Linked DNA regions of Homo sapiens: all the other regions are linked to region 1. Evidence: chromatin loops called from intact Hi-C (ENCODE). Cell type or tissue: endothelial cell of umbilical vein. All regions are shown on one strand. Region 1 overlaps CMSS1 (cms1 ribosomal small subunit homolog). Region 2 overlaps CMSS1 (cms1 ribosomal small subunit homolog). Region 3 overlaps CMSS1 (cms1 ribosomal small subunit homolog).

Region 1 (8,000 bases):
TTTGCGAGAGGAGGGATGCCTGGGAATTAAAAATTACAAAAAAAAAATTCTAACACAGCAGCACAATGAAAGCTAATGGTTTTATCTCGATTTTATACACATATTTTCACAGATTTATGTTCATTCCTTTATTCACTCTTTTCCACTCTCCTCTTTGTCAATTAGTGCTAACTCAGAGAATAAGGCTGTGAGATTTTCCTAGACATAGTAATAATGGCAATTACCATATATTGAGTGCTTACTATGAGCTAGATACTGTGCTATGTGCTGTACGCATCCCTTTCAACCTCTTTGCACAGCTAGATCATTACTTCCAAGTTATAGATGCAACAACTAAGGCTTCGAGAGGTCATATTCGCAGCTTTAAATATAATCTATAAACTGTTATCCAATTTATATTTCTAGCCTACATCTCTTGTGAGCGCCAGATCTGTTTTTACAATTACCTGCATACCATCTCCCCTTGGATATATCACAAGCATCTCAGATCAAACATGTTCCAAACTGAGCTTAGGATCTAGTCCTCTCTACGCCCAGGCTAGACTCTCCTCTAAATGTTCTTAACTTCAGGAAACAGCACCTCATATCAGAAAAATGGAAGTCATCAGAGACACTACTATTCTGCAATGTCACCAAAGCAGAGAGCCACTAGTCCTGTCAGCTCTACCTCCTAAATCTGTTTTGGAGCCATTAACCACTCCATTGACTGCCACCATCATCTCTCACCTGAAAAATGGCACCAGCCTTTTTCACATTGGTTTCCTTCTCTCATCTACTGTGTGATGAGGTACAATAATCAGAGTGATTTAAATACAAATCAAGTTTTTACCTCATTAAAAAAATCTTTCAATGGTTACTCATTGCTCTTAGAAAAGACCAAGATTCTTGCCAGTGCCTATAAGGCCCTGTATAATCTGGCTTCACTACCTCTGTATCTTTCTACTTCCCTCTCTTTCACTGGGCTCTAGTCTAGCTTGACTTTTTTCAGTTCCTCTTTTGTCTCAAGTTCCTTCCTGACTTGGGTTCTTGGAGCAAGCTGTCCTTTAGCCTGTGATGCTCTTGTATACTCTGTTTGGCTAACTCCTACTCATTCTTTGAGCCTCAGCTTACCTATTGTTTCAAAAATAGTTTTCACTGCCCCCCTTGACAGATTACCCCTGTGTTACTTCTTTATACTATGATGTAAATACTTATTTAAATATTTATTTTTCACTGGTTTCCCTAACTAGAATATAAACTTCATTAGGGCAAAGACCATGTCAATCTTGTAAACAACTGCATCGCTTGTGCCCATCACAATGCCTGGCACATAGAAGACGCTCAATCAAAATTTGTTAAATGAATAAACGAGGCAAGTAACTGGCTCAAGGTCACAGGATTTGAACCCAAATCTCAATGTGTCTTGTTCTAAAGCACATTCCCTTTTAAAATCTTGCAAAGCAGGACAGAGTTTGTCATAGAAATATGGTATATACACCCAATGAACTACTAGCTAGCCTTCAAACAGAAGGAAATTCTGTCCTTCCAACAACGTGGATGGAACTGGAGGACATCATGCTAAGTGAAATAAGCTAGGCACAGAAAGACAAGTATGTATGATCTCATTTCTATGTAGAATCTAAAAAGCTGATCTCTATTGCACTGCATAATGACTACAGTTATTCAAAATAACATACTGCATATTTCAAAATTGCTAAAAGGATAGATTTTTAATGTTCTTGTCACAATAAAATAAGTTGGTGAGGTGATGGATATGTTAACTAGCTTGATTGATTCTTTCTATAATGTATACAGAGATTAAAATATCACATTGTATCCCCTAAATATACACAATTTTTTGTCATTTTGTAAAAAAAGTTTTAAAAAATAAATTCAACATATCATAATCACCTTCCAGGGATGTAAATTTCTCAAGTCTCCATGTCCTAACTGACTCAAATGGATGGCTAGTTAGATGGTTAAAAGGAATAAAGTCTGGGAGTATGGTAGGATGGGGTGGAGCCTGTCTCCCACAGCAAATGAGACATAATAAATACCTACTGGCCTGCAAAAGTAGTCAAAAATAGAGAAGTGAGAGTATGGATGAGGGAAAAGAGACCTTAGAGACTGCTGAGCTGCTATAAGCCTCAAGAAAATGAGATTCAAGAACGAAGGAAACAAATATTTAATATAGCTGAAAAGAACAGAGACAGAGAGACTTTCAAAAGACAAAATATAATCTTTCAAAGGGGAATAAAACTTACTGGACATGATTTTCTGCATATATTTTCTCTTTTCCTTACTTGTATGTACAGAGAGCAGATAAGGCACAACACAGTAAAGAATGAAATACTGGATATGCCTGAAGAAAGCCTCTCTGAGCTTTGAGGACTGGGGAGTACTTCTTGTCAATTTGAGACACAGGATACTTGTCTCCATCATTATAATTCAAAAAACATTCCCTGCTCAGGGGGTCTGTCACTGATCTTCACATTGAGGTAAAGAGAGATGAGCAAAGAAGGCTGTGACCAGCACAGGCTATGTTAGCCCTTTATCCCTCTTGTTCTGCGAATGCAGTCATTTTCTTCCACAAACATGTAGGACTTTACATTTTTCCATGATGAATGTGGACTTGTTACATTTGCCCTAGTTGTCAAGGTCTGGGAACTTTGGCTCTATTCCTCTCCTTCAATCCATTTTTTTCTTGAACTGTCCCAGCTTCCCGTAAGAAGTACTCGATTGTTAGGAACTTTAAAACGTGTATTTCTCATGTTGTTGTCCCTTTGTGTGGAAGAAATGGTTATAGCAACTGGGTTATCAGCTATGTGGCAAAAGAAAAGAAAAAAAACCTGTTCTCTATTCCTCCCTCATGTTCTCCATAAAAGGCAATAAAATTCTTCAGTAAATACAGTATCATCTGGCATGGTTGGAATTGTTCTAATTATGTACTCTGGTTAACAATGTCTGAACCATACATGGATTACCAATTTCCAAAGAATTAAAATAAAATACACTTGGTAATAAAATAATACAAGAGCCTGATATGATTTGTCTCTGATTAGTCAAAAGGTGCACAAAGATCTTGTAGCACCGTGAATCACAGTTTAGAGAATTTTATTACATGATGGTGCTCACAGGCTAGCTGACGAAACATCAGATAACAGATTTCACTGTATCTGGTATTGGCTGGTCACAGAGCCAATGTTTTTTTGTTACTGGCTGGTCTTCTTATTAGAATACAAAAAAAAATCAAGTTTATATTGACATTTACAGCACTAAGCTCTGTGACTGGATCATTCTGTTTGTTTAAGAGGAATCTTACAAGCTTGTGGGCTTTAAAAAATTTCAGTGGCTATTGTTTTCATCTACTGCCACAATTTTTGCCCTTTGTAGATCCTTTAATATGTAATAATGACTACATTTAAAGGTCAAATTCCAGAATTTCTATTAATATGACAATGTTTTAGGGATGGATTACGATCCAGAGCTTATGGCAAAATAAAGAGAAAGGGGAGCAGAAGGGGGCATATATGAAATAAAAAGGGACTCAGATCATATAGCTGAAGAAAGAGGAAGGAATGGCAATGGTCCCTGTTCTCACTGTTCCTGAGGTGCAGCCTGTGCCTTTCTATCCTAGTTTTCAGCTGTCATTATTTTTTTAAATCAAATTGTAGTTGGGGTCAGCATGTGATATACTTTCATGTTGAAAGAAGAAAAAGGTGAGATAAATCAAGGCACAACATGAGTTATCCTTTCTCCTGAATTTTACTGTTTAAAAGATCTCTGGTAGGTCTAAAACCATGCTACATAGACATAAAATACCTCCATTTCACTCATAGCCAGGATATCTGCACTTATCCCCCTTCCCCAAACCAAATACATACAAGTAATTCTATTTTCTTGGTAAGGCAATTGTTGATTAATGAATCATCTTTCCTGTAATTTTTATTTTTATTTTTTTTGTAGCCTTAGTTTGGCTAAGTTCCCTGGCATTCCTGTTGAAGTGTGTAATGGAAAATTTGACCTCACATTCTTTGCTTTTTTGTAACATCACAAAACACTGATATAACAGGGCTACTAAAAAGTAGCTTGGAGATGAAGGGATGCACATAAAGAAAAAGCTCAGTGTGGAAAGGAACAAAGACGCAGTAAATCATGTGGAAGGTAAATATTTAGCTTCACAGACCTGAAGTTACATTCATCTTCAAGTGCTTACAGCTTAGGATGTCATAGAGTTTCCATCATAATTTTGCTTTTCTAAAGAGATTACAAACCAGCCATAAAAAGCCATTCTCAAAATTAACTTGGAACACAGGTAGGCCATTTTGTAGATTCCATAGCTTGTTTGAAAAATGGTGATTTAGGGTGGGGCAGGCAGAAGAAAGGTGTCAGGAAGTGATTTCTTGCATTTAGCTATATCTGAGCTGAAATAAAACTTTGGCAGTCACCCTTCTGTGATCACATCCAACTGTCTAAGGAAAATGTAACAGGTCATACAGAGTCAACTTTGGTTAACTGTAAAGCGTGGGATTTGGCAGCAAAGACATACTTCAGGACAGATTTTTCAGCAAAATTCATAGTGGAATACATGAACTCGTTATAAAAACCTTTTTCTTTTTAAAATGAGACTCTCTTCCCTAAGGCAAAGAAACCATTTTTTCAAATGCATAATCCAGGCTCAAGGGACATCTACCCAGCCACTGACAAAGTTTCTCCCTTTGCAGCCCTAATGATCCTACAACCTGAGAAAATGTCAACTTGGCTGTGATGGGAAAAGAGTCCCACATGGCTCCCAGCACCACCCTCTCAAAATGTCACAACCTCTTGGCATAGGACATCCTGTTCAGCCTGTAATAGTCATTCAAATGAAGTGTTTCATGATAACAACACTGGCTTATGTGTGTATTGTCAACCAAGACCGTCCTAAAGGCTGTCAGAATGCATATATAAGGGCCTGTTCAGTCTATTAATCATCTAGATGTGCTGAAAAAAGGAAGGGGGGAAAAAGCAGATGCAGAGAAGTCTGTACAAATCACTACTAGTTACTCAGGCTGCTGGGAAAATGTGCAGATGTTTCTTGATGCTACCTAAACTGTTTCTAAAACCACGGTCACATCTGTGTACTCATCTATATTAAAATGGAATGCTATTATCTGGAACTATACAAATGATTCTCGGGGAGAGAACTTTAATATACTGTTTATGGCCTGGATAAATAGTATTTATTTGAATAATTAATACTTTTTTTAAAAGAGGGAGTTAGATGAGAATTATGCAAATGAAATATGCAAATAAGCCACAAGAGAGAACTCTTTGTTTAATCTTATGTTGTAAGTGGTAAGAGATGGTTACCTGTTCCAGAGATTGTCTTAGGTTCCTACTTCTCACTGGCTTTTGTGGGTGCAGGAAGAAAAAAAAATATTCAGACAGCTTGGATTGATTCATGTATCCAATTATAAAATGCAGGTAGATAGATCAAGAAAGTTGTTAACTATGAGGCCAGGCACGGTGGCTCATGCCTGTAATCCCAGCATTTTGGAAGGCCAAGGTGGGCGGATGATGAGGTCAAGAGATCGAGACCATCCTGGCTAACACAGTGAAACCCCATCTCTACTAAAAATACAAAAAATTAGCCGGGCATGGTGGCGGGCGTCTGTAGTCCCAGCTACTCGGGAGGCTGAGGCAGGAGAATGGTGTGAACCTGGGAGGTGGAGGTTGCAGTGAGCCGAGATCATGCCACTGCACTCCAGCCTGGGCAACAGAACAAGACTCCATCTCAAAAAAAAAAAAAAAGAAGAAAGTCGTTAACTGTGAAGAAAACCACTGGGGGGAATTACCACATGCCATTTAATATCTAATTTAAGGGAAGCACTGAGATCTTGGATGAAAAATTACTTGGTGATATACTGAAATATCAACTCTAGGGACAATGCTTTTCTAGATTCTTCTGGATTCCTAAAAATTTCCTAGATCTTATTTGGTATCTGGCTTTTCCAAGGTACTCCTGGTATCCCGCATATTATAAGACTGAATCTTACACTATCTAATTTGAAATAAATTTTACTGTTTTCCTTTCCATTAAGTATTAAACCAAGTTGGTATTTTTGTAGAACTCCACTGAAATCTTTATACTGTGAAATCTTTATACTACATACTGTGAAATATAATCATAGATTATATTTCATCTGCTCTTTGATATTCCTGTAGCAGGTGAGTCTTGGCTGTACTTCTTATGTACTTCATAGGCTGTACTACTGTGATCAAGAACACTTAGAAAAGGTTGCTCAGTTTTTTGAGGTCAAGTTAATAAGTAAAGCAGACTAACTGAATTAGATAAAATGCATAATGGTTTTCACCACTACAGTGAAAGGTCTGGGAATGTCTCTGTGTTTGATGAACTATTATTAGATGATGATAATTTCAATACCAATACAACACTGGTGAAAGCATAATTTCCTATTCTTTTTATAAGCATTAAATTTAGGAGTTTTTCCAACATCTGTTATTGCTGAATTAATGCAAAATTATTGTCTCCCAACACAAAATTCTTATTTCCTTAGGCAAGCAATATTGTGTGTGCATTTTTCAAAGACGTTTTATACATATGCAGACAAACATGTACGTTCATTCTTTCTTCTTTTTATTACATGCAAAAGGTAGCATACGATATAGACAATATGTTCTGTACTGTGCCTTTTGGACTTAACAATACATCTGGGAGATCCTGCTGTATCAGTACATAAGGAGCAGCTGGGCACCGTGGCTTGGCACCTGTAATCTCAGCTACTTGGGAGGCTGAGGTGGGAGGATCGCTTGAGCCCAGGAGTTTGAGGCTACTATGTAGGACATGGACTGAGATCGTGTCCTTTAAAAAGAAAGAAACAAACAAAACCCATAAATAGCTTTCCAGTTTTTGTTATGGAAGCATAGTATTGGATAAATGAATAATCCTATTTACTTCCAGTCCCTACAAAAGTACATTTAGGTTATTTCCAATCTTTTGCAATTACAATGTTTGTTAATTTTGAAATTAAACCGAACAGTCAATAAGAAACTACAACTGACTGAGTAGTATTGCCTGTTTCCGCTCCCTACTCGAATTCTCTATAAGCAAAAAAATGGTGAAAAAAGAAATAATTTGGCTAATCAGCTTTTGGATAATTCAATATCTTATTTTTCTATCTGTTGCCAGTTAAGCAATTTTTTTTGGATGGGCTCAAAATAATAGACTCATTACTTCATTACTTTTCTTATTATTTCTGTAAGAGTTATATTTTAATGAGAAGAAAAGAGAGGCCGGGCGTGGTGGCTCACGCCTGTAATCACAGCACTTTGGGAGGCCAGGGCAGCTGGATCACCTGAAGTCAGGAGTTCAAGACCAGCCTGGCCAGTATGGTGAAACTCTGTCTCTACTAAAAATACAAAAATTAGCTGGACATGGTGGCAGGTGCCTGTAATCCCAGCTACTCGGGAGGCTGAGGCAAGGAGAATTGCTTGAACCCAGGAGGCAGAGGTTGCAGTGAGCCGAGATTGTGCCACTGCACTCCACCTGGGCGACAGAGCGAGATTTGAGACTCTGTTCCCTCCCCCCCCAAAAAAAAAAAAAAAAAGAAAAGCGATTAAAAAGGAAAACCTAAGCGATTCAGAGCCAGTTAGTGTGGCTGTAAAGCTACTCAGGTAATTGTGAGGAAGAAATTAGTAGAGCTTTAGTTTTTTAAAGGTCTTAATCTGTACTGGAGGTCAAGTTATCATCACTGTCATTTTCCTCAAAAACATTTAAACATTCACTTATACACAGCTTTATGCAATGAGCTTCCCAAAGCAAGCAAGATGCATAGAGAAACTTATCAGGACAGAGCTAAAACAAATGTAGGTGTGCCTCAATTTACAGAAGGGGATATGGGACACTATTTCTATGTTATTTATACATTTTATGATTTGAACATAAAGATTGCTAAAAGGATTTCTGTAGCAACTTTGTTGGGAGACAAAAATTTTGTATTCCTCAGTTTATCTTAGGG
Region 2 (8,000 bases), 140 kb after region 1:
CCCCTTCCCCTCAGGCATACTCTAGGGCCTAGGCCAATTTCATTTTCCTTTAGATCAGTGCTTCTAACACTTTGCTACATGTAAGAATCACCAGAGAAGCTTTTAAAAAACCTGATAACCGGGGCACATCAATTAGGTCAGAATCTCTGAGGCTGAAACAGCAACTGTGCTAAAAGCTCACACCAGGTAGTTCCAACGTGCAGCTCAGTTTGAGTATCAGCACTTAAGACTTGCGTGGAAAAGAAGAAAGAGGGAAGATTACACAATGATCAGCCCATTTGGTACTTTATGGAAGTTCTGATGAATATTAAGTGTGTGAAGAAATGGTTGGAACAAATAACTTTTATGAAATTACACCTTAGTTATAACATAGGGCTAAAGGTATGGCATTTGGGGCCAAACTTCCTTGGTTTGAAATCTTGTCTATGGCCATACCACCCTGAACGCACTCTATCTCATCTGAAATCTGGTTATTTATGACCTCTTAGAGACTCAGTTTCTTCATCTATTCAATGGGGATAACCCTTATAGGGCTGCTGTAAAGATTAAATGAATTAATTTATATCAATATAAAGGGTTAAAAATAGTGTTTAACATACAAGAAGCACCAGGTATGTGTTAGTTGTTATTAATATCCTCATCATCACCATCTTTGTTTTTTGCACCTCATCAATGTAGATGAGTTGAATATTCTGTCTCAAACTCAAGGAGGTTGAGTGGTTTTGACTTCCATCCTGTAGTCATAAATTTTACTAATGATATCACCATTATATATAATATTTTTAATTTTTAAATTAATTCATCCAATACATATTTACTGAATACCTGCTATGTGTGAAACACTGTTCTAGATATGTATTACATACTAACTTTTCAAATCGCTTTCACATACATTTATATTTATTTCATCCTAAAGTCCTGACAAGTTGGTTCTGACCTCAGAATTATACGATTTCAAAGATCCAGTAGAACCAGAACACCGTATTTAGCACCTTAGGAATGTACTAGTAACAGCTAACTAGTTAAGCCCTACTCTAAGCACTTAAAGTTTGTAACTCATTTAAATATAACAACCCTATGAGGAAGGTACTCTCACCATTCCCATTTTACAGATGAGAAAACGGTGGCACAGAGAAGTTATGCAATTCAACATGCAAACCCAGGGAGTCTGGTTCATCACCCTGGGAGTTAATGTGCATTAAGAAAAGATGCCCTGAAGGTGGACCATAATGGAATCACAATCAAGGAGGTGGGAGTCCAAAGCATCTATCATAACAATTTCAGGAACAGTGTACTTTATGTCAGATTCCTAGTACTTTGTCCTAGAAATAGTTTGCTGAAGAATGCAATAGGGGTTAGGAAACTGCTAGAAAAAAGCAACAACAGCAATCACAACAGCTACCATTTAGATCTCACAAAAAAACTAAATCCTTTATATACAATAACTTGTTTAGTTGTGTCATTAATATAATTCATGGAAAACTTTGTAAAAAGATTTAGGTAGAATAATTTCCAATATGATCTTAAAATATGAGATTTCCATTTTTAACTCTAGTGCATTAGTTATGCTCATTAAGGCTAAAGGAATGCATCATAATAAGAAATGACCAAAACACCCATAAAGTGTAATAACTTGGTATTGGAAACCAAAAATCTGCTTTTGAAAATTATAACCAAGTGTCCTGTTCAAAATAAAACTGAGCAGACTCTTTATATGATGCAAAATAAAGATCAACGAACATCAGAAACTACATTCTTTTAAAAGATATTTTTAGATAAAAAGAAATGAGTTCCCAGTTTAAGTCTCTAAATAAATGCACACATAAAATCTCCATCTAATATAATCAAAGCACATTCACTGTAGCTGTCTTTGAGGTCCTAATAAGGAGGAATAACCACATTTTTTTTTCAGTATGTGTGTTCCAGCCTTCTCAGGTGATGAAACTAGCAACAGAAATTTGATTGGTATTAATAAGTATCTAATAAGAGAGTAGTTTGAAATAAAGCTAAACTTCGATTAGAGCTTCAGAGTCAGTGTTCATGCAATATACCTCATTCAATTGTACCTTCTTCTGGTATTCATATGTAATAGTTCAAGCCTTATTAAAACAAAGCAAAAACAAAACTGCTAGGATGATGTGAAAAATGCACTTTTTTTTTTTTTTTTTTTTTAGATGGAGTCTAGCTCTGCTGCCGAGGCTGGAGTGCAATGGCATGATCTTGGCTCACTGCAATCTCTGCCTCCTGGGTTCAAGTGATTCTCCTGCCTCAGCATTCCAAGTAGCTGGGATTACAGGCACCCGCCATCATGCCCAGCTAGTTTTTGTATTTTTGTAGAGACAGAGTTTCACCATGTTGGCCAGGCTAGTCTTGAACCCCTGACCTCAGGTGATCCACCCACCTCGGCCTCCCAAAGTGCTGGGATAACAGGCATGAGCCAACGCGCTTGACTTGCACATATATTTTTAATGTGTGAGTGGGTGCATGTCATAATTCCAGATGGAAATTTGTCACCACAAAACATAATTTTTATTTAGCTGATCTTTCCAGGTTTCTATTTATAATGGAATGAAAAGATGAAGTTGGGCTTATGAATCAAGACAAACACAGGCCCTGGTCATTGTGTAATTCCATATAGTATAATTTGTTTGCAATCTTTCATTCCATACACCTACAATACAGCTCTAAAAATAATGCTACCTACAATATAAAGATATACTTTTTTTCCAAATAACCTTCAAAAATGTCAAAATATGCAACAAAAATATTGTATCATATCTAAACCCTCAAATAAGCTACATTTAAACCAAGCCTGCCTGCTTTTGAAAGTTTCCTTGAGAGTCTAATAACTTAGATAAGCCTATTTAAAAATAAATACATTCTGACGACTAACTGGAGAAAAAAAAACCAATGTGAGAAAATTAAATGTAACATTGGTATGAGGAATCAGAATTGGAGGTAGGATATCTTTTCTTAATAGAGTTGGTTCTCAATTATTCATGGTGACGAGAAACATGGAAAACTTCATTTAACTATGAACACTGGACATATTCGTGGTCATTTGTTTTACCACATATATTTCAGCAGAAAGCTTTGACACACTATAGGAGATTCTCTGTAGTGGAGTTCTCTTACAGAATCCCTCTATGATCACCATCATCCATCCTGGACATCCCCATCTGGTCAAGGTAAAATATGAGATAGTGGTATGACAAAAAATATAATAAACTAACCAGCTCAGAACCTCATTGCTTCCCAAATCTCAAAAACACAATTTTGGTTTTCTACTTTCAGTATTCTGGATTTCTCCTCAAATACACGATACCCCAGCACTCCATCATAAGGCATCCCATTGTCTTGGCAATAATATTAAGCCTTAGAGAATATAGACTACTCAAGATCTAAAAAAATAACTAGTAAAGAAAATTCAAAATTTGGTGTCAGGCAAATGAACACAAATTAGTTGAGGTATATAATGGCAAACTTTCACTTGTTTTTCTTAGCTTTGTTTTGAGCTGTATTTACTGTCAAAGGTATAGAACAAGTAAGCCAACTTTTTTTTTTTTTGAGACAAAGTCTAGCTCTTGTCCCCCAGGCTGGAGTGCAATGGTGCAATCTCGGCTCCCTGCAACCTCCTCCCGCGGAGGCCTCCTGGGTTCGAGCGATTCTCCTGCCCCAGTCTCCCAAGTAGCTGGGATTACAGGTGTGCACCACAACACCCGGTTAATTTTTGTATTTTTAGTAGAGATTGGGTTTCACTATGTTGGCTAGGCTGGTCTCGAACTTCTGGCCTCAAGTGATCTGCCCACCTCTGCCTCCCAAAATGCTGGGATTACAGGCGTGAGCCACCATGCTTGGCCAAAAGTTGACAATATTCTTAATCACAATCATTTCTATGCAAAGAAAGAAAAAAAAATTTGTTCTGAGAAACAAATCATTCTCTCTAGCACTTTTCTCCAATTGGCCATAATTAAATTTTGCGACTGAAAATACATTTTCTATTTATTAGCCATGTATGACAGGTGAGTGGAAATGGACTTCAGCACCCGTTGTATACACTGATTTGTTATGAAAATTATTTTTTCAAAGAAAATCACTGTGCTTTCAATTTATTAGTAGGCAACATTGCTTATGAATATATTGTGGAACAAAAACCGTTAAACCCTAGTCCTCTGGAACCTTATAGAATCTCAAAACTCTACTGAACAAAGGTTCGGTTGCTATGGCAACAAATGAATCAACACTATCATTGTAGAATTATAATTTAAATGAAGAGCACTCCAGAAGATAGTAATTTGGTGCCTGTTCCTTTGTTCTTAGCCCATCAAAATAGTTGTTGTTAACTACTTCCTCTCTTTTTGTTCTTACTACTTTAATAAAGGGTCCTATTTCCTGACTACGTTCTCTTTTGGGAACCTTTCTCTCAAAGGACTCTGTATGAAGCCTCAGTAGCTTAAGGTGACTACCATTCATGAAAAAAACCAAAATCCCCAAAGCCTAGAAAATATATACACTTCACACACAGAAATGCTGTACTAATGGGGCATGCAGACTGTTTAAAATGAAACAGCCTCTCTCTAGAAAAGCATACCAATTATGTGGCTAACATTAGGGCAACAAATTTTCCCTTGCCTTCCTTTTGCATATGCCTGTCATTTTCCTCCTATAGTTTCCATTCACTGTTTCAAACATATGTTGCCACTTATTTGCCAGGAAAGGAATCTCTGACCTACTCCCTTTATGTATCATGAAATAGCAGACGGAATGGAGCCAGTGAGAGCACCATTAGCAGTTATTCACACTTCTGTTTTCCCTTAACTTCCTTTTTTTTTTCTAAAAGTTTATTCCACATATGTGAAGAAGGATGTGTAATCACAAAGACATCCATGACTCATGCTTTATAATATGGAACCGTGGCAGTTCCCTGCAGAAGCAAATGGTTCCCTCCTCCAGTGAGCCACATGTCTCCTCTACAAAAAGACTATCTTTACAGCTTAGAGCTTGACCAAACATAGATGATGGGTTCCTTTGTCCAGCCCTGACCAAACATCAACATTGTTTTCTTTTCTAGCAATCACTGCTAGAGTTTAGCCAACATTTAACCAGTCTTTTAAGGAGGCACCTATTCTATGGGTGAAGGCTGCTAGGGTATTGTCCTGAGTCAACAGAAAACTTGATGGAGAGTAGTTAAAAGGAAGAGGTTTTCCATCAAAGATGAAGGAGATTAAGGAAGACAACATGTGGAAGTGTGGTATTACATGTACAGTGATAAGAAATGAATGTTTATTTCGATCTGCACTGATTATCCCCTTTTGGTATACGAAAACCAATCTATAGGTTAAAAAAAATTACCATGGGTTCATAGTTATGCTATTGTGAACTAAGTTCCCTAAACTATATCTAGCAAACACCACCAGGAACTTGGCCTCTTCTGCAAAAGGAGATCAGCCAAAAAATAAGCTCTTGCCCATGAGCGGAAGGAAATACAGTACCTTGAATAAGCCACAAATATTACCATTCATATGTTATGGGATACATAGTAAAAAAAAAAAAAAAAAAGTCCTGCTGACTGAAAGCTCACTAAATATATGAGACCAACTGCAAAGCTAGTTGGATTATGATTCATTCTTTAAAGAGGGATGTTTTCAGCTTTTCCAGCAGTGAACATGGGTGACTGCAAGTTGCCTAAAAGAACATGCTATCATGCTTGAACCTGAGACAGCTAAGAATAAAATATAGTTAAGTTTAACCATCCTGGCCACTATATATATATAAGCATTCTCTGGGTTATGAACACCTGAGTTGTGAACATTCTCTCTATATAAAAAGCCAGCCTACACCCTGTTCGAAGGATGGCACCTGGAGGGCAAGAGTATTTCCAGAGCTACTTTTCTTCAGGTTAGTTGGCCTGAGGCTGCCATGGATGTGACAGGGAGGTATTCACCTGGAATCCAAAGTGGGAACCTGGAACACATTTGTTAATTAAATATCATGTTTCGTGTAACACATAGGGTCCCAGCTAGTCCACAAAAAGCTAGCTGACCTAAATATAGCTTGAACTCTATACGTTTGCAAGAATATTGTTCTCTACTCCGTACTGTAATAATAGGAGTACATATAAACCTTGTGAATTATGCTATTATTGTGCTACAAAATCACCATACTATCACAGTTACCTAAATGGAGTTTTCAGCTTTATTATGGGTTGAGTAAGCTTCCTTGTGCTAGTCTGGGAATCAACTCCATAATTAATAATATCGTTTTTATGAGGAAATATCTTGAAACAGTCTTTCTGCAAGATAGTAAACTTCCTACATTTAAAAAATTAAAGTATTCACTTTCCTCCTTGCTGTAAGAAAGCAAATTGCCCTAAGATCTAAATTCAGAGTAAATTCAGCATTATCCTACATTTCTTCCATGAGCAAAAGAAATAATAAGCAACACAGACTTTAGAAGTATCAAAAAACCAACCCAAAACAAAAAGGTGACAACTAAAAGTGGAAACAAGAAAATAGCACACCAGCACACAAAGCTAATGGGGCCAGTGAATCCACCTCTGGCCAGACCTGGCACCAGACTAGCTCCTGTTAGGCACCCACAACAGATGAACAAATGGGGCAGATCTTCACCTGAACTCCTAAGTGCCACCTTCTCTTACACCTTTTCAGATACAGATCTTCTCCCTTAGCACTGAAAGAGTATTTTATTTATGTATCTTATGCAATCTACTTAGTTTTTAACCATCCTATCTCCTTTTCTATTAATACCTCTCCAACCAACTCCTAGCTGTAATTGTCTTAAAGCAGGAGATTTGTCTTACTTTCTGCAATATCACAAAAAAACTTTGAGTATCATAGCAGAGAGGAAAGAAAATTTACTGAAGCTATTATATGCTGGTTCTATGTTAACTGGCCTTCCTCCTCCAAAATGTATCTCACTTAACATAGCAGGTCCTTAATAAATGAATACTGAATATCTTGACACCCAGCTTCAAAAAGAAGAAAACTGTAGAGCAACTCACAGAAATATTTGTGGATTTGGCAAAGGGGGAGCCAGATTTTTTACCTTCAAAACGTCTTGGGTTGGGGTGGAGGGAAGTAAAACCTAAAGATATTTTTAAGTATCTCTATATTTGATAAAGGGATGCTGGCAAACAAAAATCATTCTCAATCAGCATGAAACTATTTCTGCTCATCACAGAAAAATAAATTATCTGTAGAGTATAAATGATTTGAGATTAAAGCAATTGAAGATTACTTTAAAATAGCTAACTTTAAAGGAATTAGCTATCTGCTTTTGTCAAACAAATGATGTAATTCTTAGATACCTACATGATAGTAAAAAGATCCATAAAACCTCATACCTTAAAAAACCAAAATCTAGTCTTAGATTGAGAAGACTTCAAATTCTATAAAATGAACAATAATATTTGTTACTGTTACTAAATGCCTATTAAAAAATGTCTAGATGCCGGCTGGGCGAGGTGGCTCAAGCCTGTAATCCCAGCACTTTGGGAGGCCGAGACAGGCGGATCACGAGGTCAGGAGATCGAGACCATTCTGGCTAATACAGTGAAACCCCGTCTCCACTAAAAATACAAAAAATTAGCCGGGCGTGGTGGCAGGCGCCTGTAGTCCCAGCTACTCAGGAGGCTGAGACAGGAGAATGGCGTGAACCCGGGAGGCGGAGGTTGCAGTGAGCCGAGATTGCGCCACTGCACTCCAGCCTGGGCAACAGAGTGAGACTCTATCTCAAAAAAAAAAAAAAAAAAAAAGTCTAGATGCCAATTTTGTTACTGGAAATAGAGATACCTGAAAGCAGAAAGGTGTCTTCTAAAAATCCCCAGATTTCTTCCCAGTAACACTTGAGAGAACAGACACACAGAGCATCATGCTTGCATCTTAGCAAGGCATTGCCACTCCTCCTCCAGTCACTGTCCTGATCACTTCTAATTCAGCTCTGTTTTGGGGGATCAGCACCAACAGGGGCCTCATCTTCTT
Region 3 (8,000 bases), 120 kb after region 1:
GGCACTCTGTTAGATGCCAAGGATTAAAAATAAAATAAAAAAAGAAGGATGTAGGCCCAGCTTTCAGGGAGTTCACAGTCTAGCAGGGGAGACAAACACATGTATCAGCCACAGGTTGATCATTTTGTAAAAAAGATGTAAGTATAGTGCTGTGAAAATCTGAATGGACTTAGTACTTACATTTGGTGACATTCACACTATACACCAACACATAATAGATTATCTATTCATAGATCTATTTTAATGGAAATACCTTGATGTATAATAAAATGAAAATCATAGCATGTCCTGGTAGAGCGATCCAAGAGGCATATACTGGTACAGAGAACTATAGGGTGGGCTGGGGCAGAAGAGATCAGCTAGGGCAGCTGCGAATCCAGCACCGTGCAAGGATTCTCTTACTTCCTGTCATTTCTTTAATGTAGCTTCTCAGGAGAGAGACATAAGAGTGTCAGAAAGAGGTTATGTGGAAACAGTTGATACCCACAGGGACACAGATTATTCTGTCAAGAAAAATTTGATGGCAATAAAGAGACTACATTTGTATTGAAATGCACCCAAAAGTATCAATTAACAAGAGAATAAACACTAAACAAGGAGATAAAAAACCCACTGCTGGCCGGGCGCCGTGGCTCATGCCTGTAATCCCAGCACTTTGGGAGGCCGAAGCAGGCAGACCACTTGAGGTCAGGAGTTCAAGACCAGCCTGACCAACGTGGAGAAACCCTGTCTCTACTAAAAGTACAAAAAAAATTAGTTGGGCATGGTGGCGCATGCCTGTAATCCCAGCTACTTGGGAGGCTGAGGCAGAAGGATCGCTTAAACCCGGGAGGCGGAAGTTGCAGTGAGTCGAGATCGCGCCATTGCACTCCAGCCTGGGCAACGACAGCGAAAACTGTTTCAAAACAAACAAACAAAAAACCAAAAAAACCCACTGCCGAATTAATCAAAACAGGGACATTTCTAAAAGAGTGAAAGACAACAGTATATAAACAATTTGGTAACAGGCTATAAATGTTTTCTTTCGTAGTTGGACAAAGTTGTGGAAAAACATAAAGAATCTTACAGACGAATCCTGGGACAGCTTTTAGTGGCAGAAAAATCCCGTAGGCAAACCATATTGGAGTTGGAGGAAGAAAAGAGAAAACATAAAGAATACATGGAGAAGAGTGATGAATTCATATGCCTACTAGAACAGGAATGTGAAAGGTAAGGCTGCTTTGGGCAAACAATGTCCCATTCTGCAATCTATGAGCTGGCCACTGTACCAGGTCTCAGGGATACAAAGATAAATATGACACAGTCTCTGTTCTCAAAGATCTCATAGTCCAGGGTGAGGAAAAGGATATGTTTGAAGACATTATCAGTACAATGTATGGATAACCAGATGTGTGATAAGGACTGTGGAACCATAAATGTTAGGCCCCTAACTCTTGAAGGGAGTGCCCTGTGAAGGCTGCAAAGACCAGGCAACAGGGGTCTAGTCCCTAGGCAAACAAGAATGAAAACCATATTCATGGCAAGGGGTGAAATAAGTGTGTTAGTATAGAAGTGAGAAAAGAACCTGCATTTTGAGGGAACTCAAGCTTTTCACATGGCTACAGCATAGGGCATGATTGTAGGATGAGAAAAGGAAAGGCTTGCCTTGAGCAGCTGGACTTTATACTGTTGGCCTGAAGGAGCAAATGGAAAATTGTGAAAGGGAAAATAAGATGATCAGTTATGCTTTCCTAAAGAACGATTAAGGGAACATGGAGGAACAACTGGAGGAGCTTTAGACTGGGCGCAGGAAACTCACATAGGAGGCAAATATCCAGATGAGAAAGATGAGGGGATGTGTTCCAACAGCCATGAGGTTGGGAGGGGGGTGTGCGCATGAACTACTTATGATGTTTAGTCAATATGAATTAGTGACTGGTTAGACTGGAAAGAAGAGCAAGGAAAACAAGGAGTTACTGAGAAGCACTCCTGGCTATTCAGGAACATATGAAATATGGGAATGGGGCACAGTTTTCTGTGTTGTAGGATTTTGATCAGGCAGGATGGTTTCTACTTGGTGAGTAGGTAGGAGATGAGTCCTGGTTTAGACATGTTGAGTATGAGGTACCTTGGTATATTACAGTATCTGGTGTAAAGAATAATATGTATAAAGTCAACCCATGGTCAGAAATATAGGTCTGTAGAAGGATGGGCTGGTGATATGGACCTGCAGCAGGTGATAGCTGAAACTGTGGGTGTTGGTGTGGTGAGAAGAGAGAATGTTGAAAGGGAACCCTAGAATACATCAAGGCTTGGCAGTTTTCTGGAAGAAAAAGGGGGTTGAAAATGGAAGCTAAAAAAAAAAATGGTGGAAGCTTAGAAGAACCAGAAGACAAAGAAGGCAATGAAATGAAGTGAGCAAAGACTTTAAAAAGAGAGTGAACAGTCAAATAGCACCAAATAATGCAGAAAAGAATGAAATGTCCCAGGATTTGGCAATGAAGAAAATACTGAGGAACTTAATGAGCCATTTCAATAAAGTGGTAAGGGCAGAAGCCAAATTGCAATGCTTTAAAAAACAAAATAAGAAATAAGAATGTAGAAGCTTAAAATGTGAACTAGCATTTTGAGAAGCGTGGCTGCAAAAAAGGAGAGTTTGGTTGGTAAATATTTTCTAACCATATGTAGGGTAGATTATTTTGTTCTACTTTGACCCTCTATTCTGAACCACTGTAGACAGTATAAGCATCCATATGAAACTGAAAGGACAATTAACCCTCTCTATTGATACTGAAAAGATGGAAAGTAACCAATCTCAAATGGCTTATTCAACTACTTCCAATTCATACTTCAGCTAGGTAACTTAAGTTAGTTACCTCAATATCTAGGCTAATAGCAAACTTTCATTTATTTTCCATATACTTTATGGTAGGCATTTTTTCGGAGTGCCAGAGAATCCATGGCACTTATATTCACTCTATTTTTTCCAGGAGGTTTATTTTTCACTACACGGCAGAGAGGGGGCAGGGGAAAGGTCCTACTAACTTGCTCCTCATGAACTCTGAAATATCTACAGGGACAGATTAAAGGAGCACAAGAAATCTGGCACCAAAGAAACATTTGACTCAGACATTACAATATAAGATTTGTTATTCAATGAGACAATGTTATATTAAACATTATTTTGAACCCCTGTGGTTTGGCACTAGTGGCCTCATTTGGCCTCCATACTTATTTGGCACTAACTTGCTGAACACAGACACTTTCTTTCATCTTTCATTATTATGAACATTTACTGATCACGGTCAGAGTGTTGCCTGGCATAATACAAAGAGGTACAGACTGTCCCTGCCCAGGGGGCTTACCACATTAATGAAAAGGCAAGATGATACAGATTTATGGTGGGAATGTGAAGGGCTATTGGAGGAGAGTTCTGATATTCACTGTGTATCTCTACTATCTTCTGGAGGAAGGCTGGAGAGGGCTATCCTGAAGTTATACTGGAATGTTGGGAGGCAGATGGCAAAGATTATTTAAACCAAGAGAGCAAGAAGGAACAACACTGAGAAATGGGAACAAAAGATCAGTGGGGATAAAGGCCATGGGCTGGAGGAAAAGAAAAATTGTGGGAAAAATGTAAAGTGTATACTACTAAATCAATATATGAAGAATAGTATTTTGAAATATATAAAATGAATTTAAGAGAAAGAACTTAAGAGATTACTTTTAGCTTTATAGGATATAAAGTTTCCTTTATAGGATTCTTTACCTTGAAGAATAATTAAAGTGAACATGCCATTAACAAGAAGTAGGAAAAAGTGTCTATCACTCTGTTTAGCCATTCCAGAAGATATGAGAATATTCATCTATTTCTATATGCCAAGGAACACCTTCCAGATGGAATTCTTTGAATGTGACAATATTAAACCTATTCTCAACTCCCTTGATGCATATGTGACTTCCCTTGCTTTGCCTGAACATCACAATTCCAGTATCTTGGTAGTGTGGGCCCATTCACGTCCACCCTTCATGCTTTCCTGCCTTCTGCTGGGAGACTGCAGGCCTCATGAGGCATAACTGACTTCTATCTGCTTTAAGGCCATGTGCATCAAAGTAGTATTAAATGAATACCATCTAACGAAACAGGAAGTGGGGGAAACTAATGACTTCAGGTAAATAAACGCTCAGAGGAGGTGCTTACACACAAGAGTGTGAAATACCCGTAGTGTGCCTTGCTTTCAAGTGACATGGCAAAACACACCATGACTGAGTCCTTCCAACTTCACTGAGTGCTTTCTCTCAAGGACACAGCTGCCTCCCACAAAAGTGAGACTAACTTATCCTGAAGGGTCAAAGAACAATGTTTACTTCCTTCCTCAAACAAAGTGTTGTAAACCACTCCCAAACTAGCAACCCTCCCAGCAGTGAAACAAAGATATCATAACCCCAGTAAAAGGGAGGTTGGTTGAAAATAGATACAAAGGGGTATCTGGTTGAAACTCTGAAATAAACACGGTAAAGGTTTACTGCTCACATTCTAAGTGTTGGTTTGTATCTACCTGGAAATAAAACAAAAATTAAGAACTACGTGATTGAGGTAGTTAATGAGACCTCAGAGGATGTAATAATGGATTTCAAATTAAGGCTCAATTTCTGTGTTTTCTTTGGAGAATTTGTTTTATGTGGAAAACCCTAAAGGAGACTGATGTCACACATTGAGCTCAGGCCAAAATGTTTGCCAAGTGATGTCGCTGTCGTAATCAGTAAGCAATTGGCTTTCCCACTGAGGGTGGGTGGGGGCAGGGATCAGCTCAGGAAAGCCTGTTCCCAGGCATGTTAATGCAAAGTTTCCTTAGCTGTAATCTGTGCGGTTTGGTCTGTCCATATGGTAATATTCTATCCATGTTTCATGACAACGTTCACTGACCAGCTCCAACATGTGGATACGTGTGTCACCAATGACCTGAATTATGTACTTGGCTGAATTACAGGTGGAGTCTATGTAAAAGGTTTTTTACACAAAAGCAATGCCAATAATTTTTGGCCTTTCTGTGTGGCTTCACAGTACTTTTAGTCAATGTAATTTTGCAAAATTTTCCCATAAGTGAAATGCCAATTTTGTCTGTACTTTCAAAAAAGCTTGCATATTTTTTTTTCTTTTTCAGTTTCAATGGGGCAAAAGGCTCTGAAGAAAAAAAAGAGTTGCTTTTTTTTGAAACCATGCATTCTTTCTTAGAATTCTAAAACAAACTATGTATGCTATCCATATATGTTACTGCATTTCTGGTCTTGAAACAACAACTAAAGCAGGAAAGAAATATTGTTATGGCAGCTCTGTATAAAACTGTGGCTTCAACCATGGATTGTGTTAAAGCCTTAAATTACTTTTCATAAAATCTTGGCCTAGTAGGTTAGCACTGATAGTTCAGTTTTGTAAATCAGAAGTTCAAATGGTAGCTTCTCAAACACCACAAAGAAAGGAGTCAAGGTAGAATTAATCTCTTGTTCCTTTTCTGTCCAAGTTTGACTAGATAGAACAGTGGTGCAGAGGCCTTAGGGCCCTTTGGAGGAAAGTCACCAGGTGTCCAGCTTCAAGTGTTGTTGCCTTGACCACACCCTGGGAAGTTCTTTGCTGTTAAGTTTCAATGAAGAACAAAGCACTTCCACCTCTCCCTTTGGCTGAAACAACTTTATAAACAAGTATTTTCACCATCAATCCTTTTCTATTATGACAGGCCTATTTTTCCAGACTGCATCAGACAAGGTGACTAAAACACTGCTTGAGCCATATTTGACCCTACTGTTAACTGAGTAAATCAGACCACTTTTAAAGGCTTCTCTCAAAAACATCAAATTTTCTTTCTAGAGGATTTGGAAACCTCCTTGAAATACATACATGAATGAGTTAATTTATCTAATTTTTAGGTTAAACTCATTAGTTTGGAGCTAGTGCTACTTGCCATTCATTAACTGAAACAAAACAAAACAAAAACAATAATTGATTAAATATATATGTCTACTGCAAGCCAGGTCCCATACTAGATACTGGGCGAACAAGGTAGATGTGGTCCTCACCTATACAATCCTGAATATTTGTTCATTGTGTAAAACAAAGACACCACTGCAGGCTTTAAGACCTGATACTGATTCTTCTAAGGCATTATGAGTTCATGACGGGTAGAAAAAAAGGCACCACTATGGTAAACTAATGTAATAACATTAATGCTCATGAAGACAGAACATTCAGGAGAAATCAATAAACACATTAAACTAAAGTATTTTACTAGAGAATTCAATATCGTGCCATTAAGATTTTCAGTTTCTTTGGTCTTAAATCTCAGCTTTTAAGGGTATCCTACAAAGCAATACACAGTGGGTATAAAGCTTTAAAAAAATAAAGTCTACTTAAAAAAAATATTTTGAAAGCCAGCAGTTTTAAATTTCATACACACTAAACTATTGTTGTAGAATACATTGTACTCAAATGCAATCATTTCCTTTCAGTTTTTCTGGCAAGGAGCTATTTGTATTACATATTCTCAAGACTATGTCTTACAAGTATTGAAATGGATGCCAGATCTCCATTTGACCTTTGTCATGGGCATCTAGTTCTTTGACAGAACAAAATGGAGATCCACTGCAAACAAATATTTTGTTATTGTAATTCTATACAGAATTATGACATGATCAGCCTTGTGTTCATACATGCTGGACCTAACACAGGATCTGAAAAGGGATGCAGAGAGATTAATTACCTCATGTGGGTACTAAAAAACCATTTAGGACCGTCCATCATGACTTAACTTTCAACAGATGTCATAAAACCATACTCTTAAAACTGCACAATTCAGCGGTTTCCATACAATGCCTTTTAATTTCAGAGGTCAAAATTCAGATAGAGTGACAATGCTACCTGATTGCTTTTCCTTCCCAGAAATTTAGTTTTCTGAACTAAATTTTACAAATAATTTTGAATGTGTATTTGAACATACATGATAGTGAGTTTATTGCTTACAAAAGAATACTATGAATGCTAAAAAGAAAACATTAACAAGCCTAGTGAGGGATGAACCAGGAGCTTAGAGATAGTGGCAGTCTGGTCTGCAGACCTGATCTGCAGCTATGTATAACTTTTGGCAAATTCCATTCCTCAAATCTTTAGTTTTCTGGTATATAAAACAAGGGGCTGGGCGTGGTGGCTCACACCTGTAATCCTAGCACTTTGGGAAGCCAAGGCAGGGAGATAATGAGGTCAAGGGTTCGAGACCAGCCTGGCCAAAATGGTGAAACCCTGTCTCTACTAAAAATACAAAAATTAGCCGGGCGTGGTGCCGCGCGCCTGTAATCCCAGCTACTCAGGAGGCTGAGGCAGAAGGATCACTTGAACCCAAGAGGTGGAGGTTGCAGTGAGCCGAGATCACGCCACTGCACTCCAGCCTGGGCAACAGAGCAAGAATCTGTCTCAAAAAAAACAAAACAAAACAAAACAAAAAACAAACAAACAAGGGCAGGGCATATGATTATGATTTCTGTGTCTCTTTCACACCTAAAAATTTGTGATTATGTGATTGTCATGAACAAGTACCTTTTACCTCAAGCCTAGGATTCTAACTCCACTACCAAAAGAGGTCAGTGAGAATGACAGTGACTACCACCAACTTTAAATCCAAATCTGTACATCCATTCTTAAAGGACATCTAGATTTCGGTATACCCTACTGCTTCCACATATTTGAAACTTAACCTAATATCACCTTTGCACATCCAAGTCCACTCACAACTTTTTTATTCCTGTTAATACAACCACCATGAATCAATCTACCAGATAACTATAAAAAATTACAGAAATCTCAGAAGCCAAGAATTTAAGCTAGAAAAGACCTAGCAATCTAGACCAATGCTTTGATTTTTTGAATTGAGAAAAGTGAGGCCTCTCAAGCCCAAGATAAAAAAAAGTCACCAAATCTTCCAGCTAAATAGTTGCAGAGTCAGAGTAGAAGCCAGCTCTCCTGACAATATATT

Evidence for each region. A loop is a pair of places that touch in the nucleus more often than their neighbours do. Peaks named below come from ENCODE experiments on the same cell type or tissue, not always from the same donor. Only the 100,000 strongest peaks of a DNase experiment are listed, where the experiment ranks them.
Region 2: a loop joins it to region 1, with 6 times the contacts of the local background. A loop is called at or near these places in 9 of 110 quality-filtered maps.
Region 3: it touches region 1 in a loop (7-fold over the local background); 14 of 110 quality-filtered maps call a loop at or near these places.

The regions. Positions count from the first base shown.
Region 1 is chr3:100,037,529-100,045,528 of GRCh38, reverse strand. All of the region lies in intron 1 of CMSS1 (cms1 ribosomal small subunit homolog), which reads right to left. The region is part of intron 1 of FILIP1L (filamin A interacting protein 1 like); the gene reads left to right. It overlaps LOC105374010 (a long non-coding RNA gene), which reads right to left. Exons shown (of 5, transcript NR_189163.1): 5 at 4,136-5,754. Among named protein-coding and RNA genes, the nearest start is that of FILIP1L, 73 kb to the left of the region's middle. In endothelial cell of umbilical vein, no CTCF peak of the experiment used is centred here; DNase peaks (open chromatin) are centred at 3,148, 3,978 and 4,878; H3K27ac peaks cover 3,646 bases.
Region 2 is chr3:99,892,937-99,900,936 of GRCh38, reverse strand. All of the region lies in intron 1 of CMSS1 (cms1 ribosomal small subunit homolog), which reads right to left. All of the region lies in intron 4 of FILIP1L (filamin A interacting protein 1 like), which reads left to right. The region is part of intron 1 of LOC105374010 (a long non-coding RNA gene); the gene reads right to left. Among named protein-coding and RNA genes, the nearest start is that of MIR3921, 67 kb to the left of the region's middle. In endothelial cell of umbilical vein, no CTCF peak of the experiment used is centred here; a DNase peak (open chromatin) is centred at 4,816; H3K27ac peaks cover 2,396 bases.
Region 3 is chr3:99,917,439-99,925,438 of GRCh38, reverse strand. All of the region lies in intron 1 of CMSS1 (cms1 ribosomal small subunit homolog), which reads right to left. It overlaps FILIP1L (filamin A interacting protein 1 like), which reads left to right. Exons shown (of 6, transcript NM_001387850.1): 4 at 1,031-1,209. The region is part of intron 1 of LOC105374010 (a long non-coding RNA gene); the gene reads right to left. Among named protein-coding and RNA genes, the nearest start is that of MIR3921, 43 kb to the left of the region's middle. In endothelial cell of umbilical vein, no CTCF peak of the experiment used is centred here; DNase peaks (open chromatin) are centred at 4,298, 4,448 and 6,528; H3K27ac peaks cover 3,145 bases.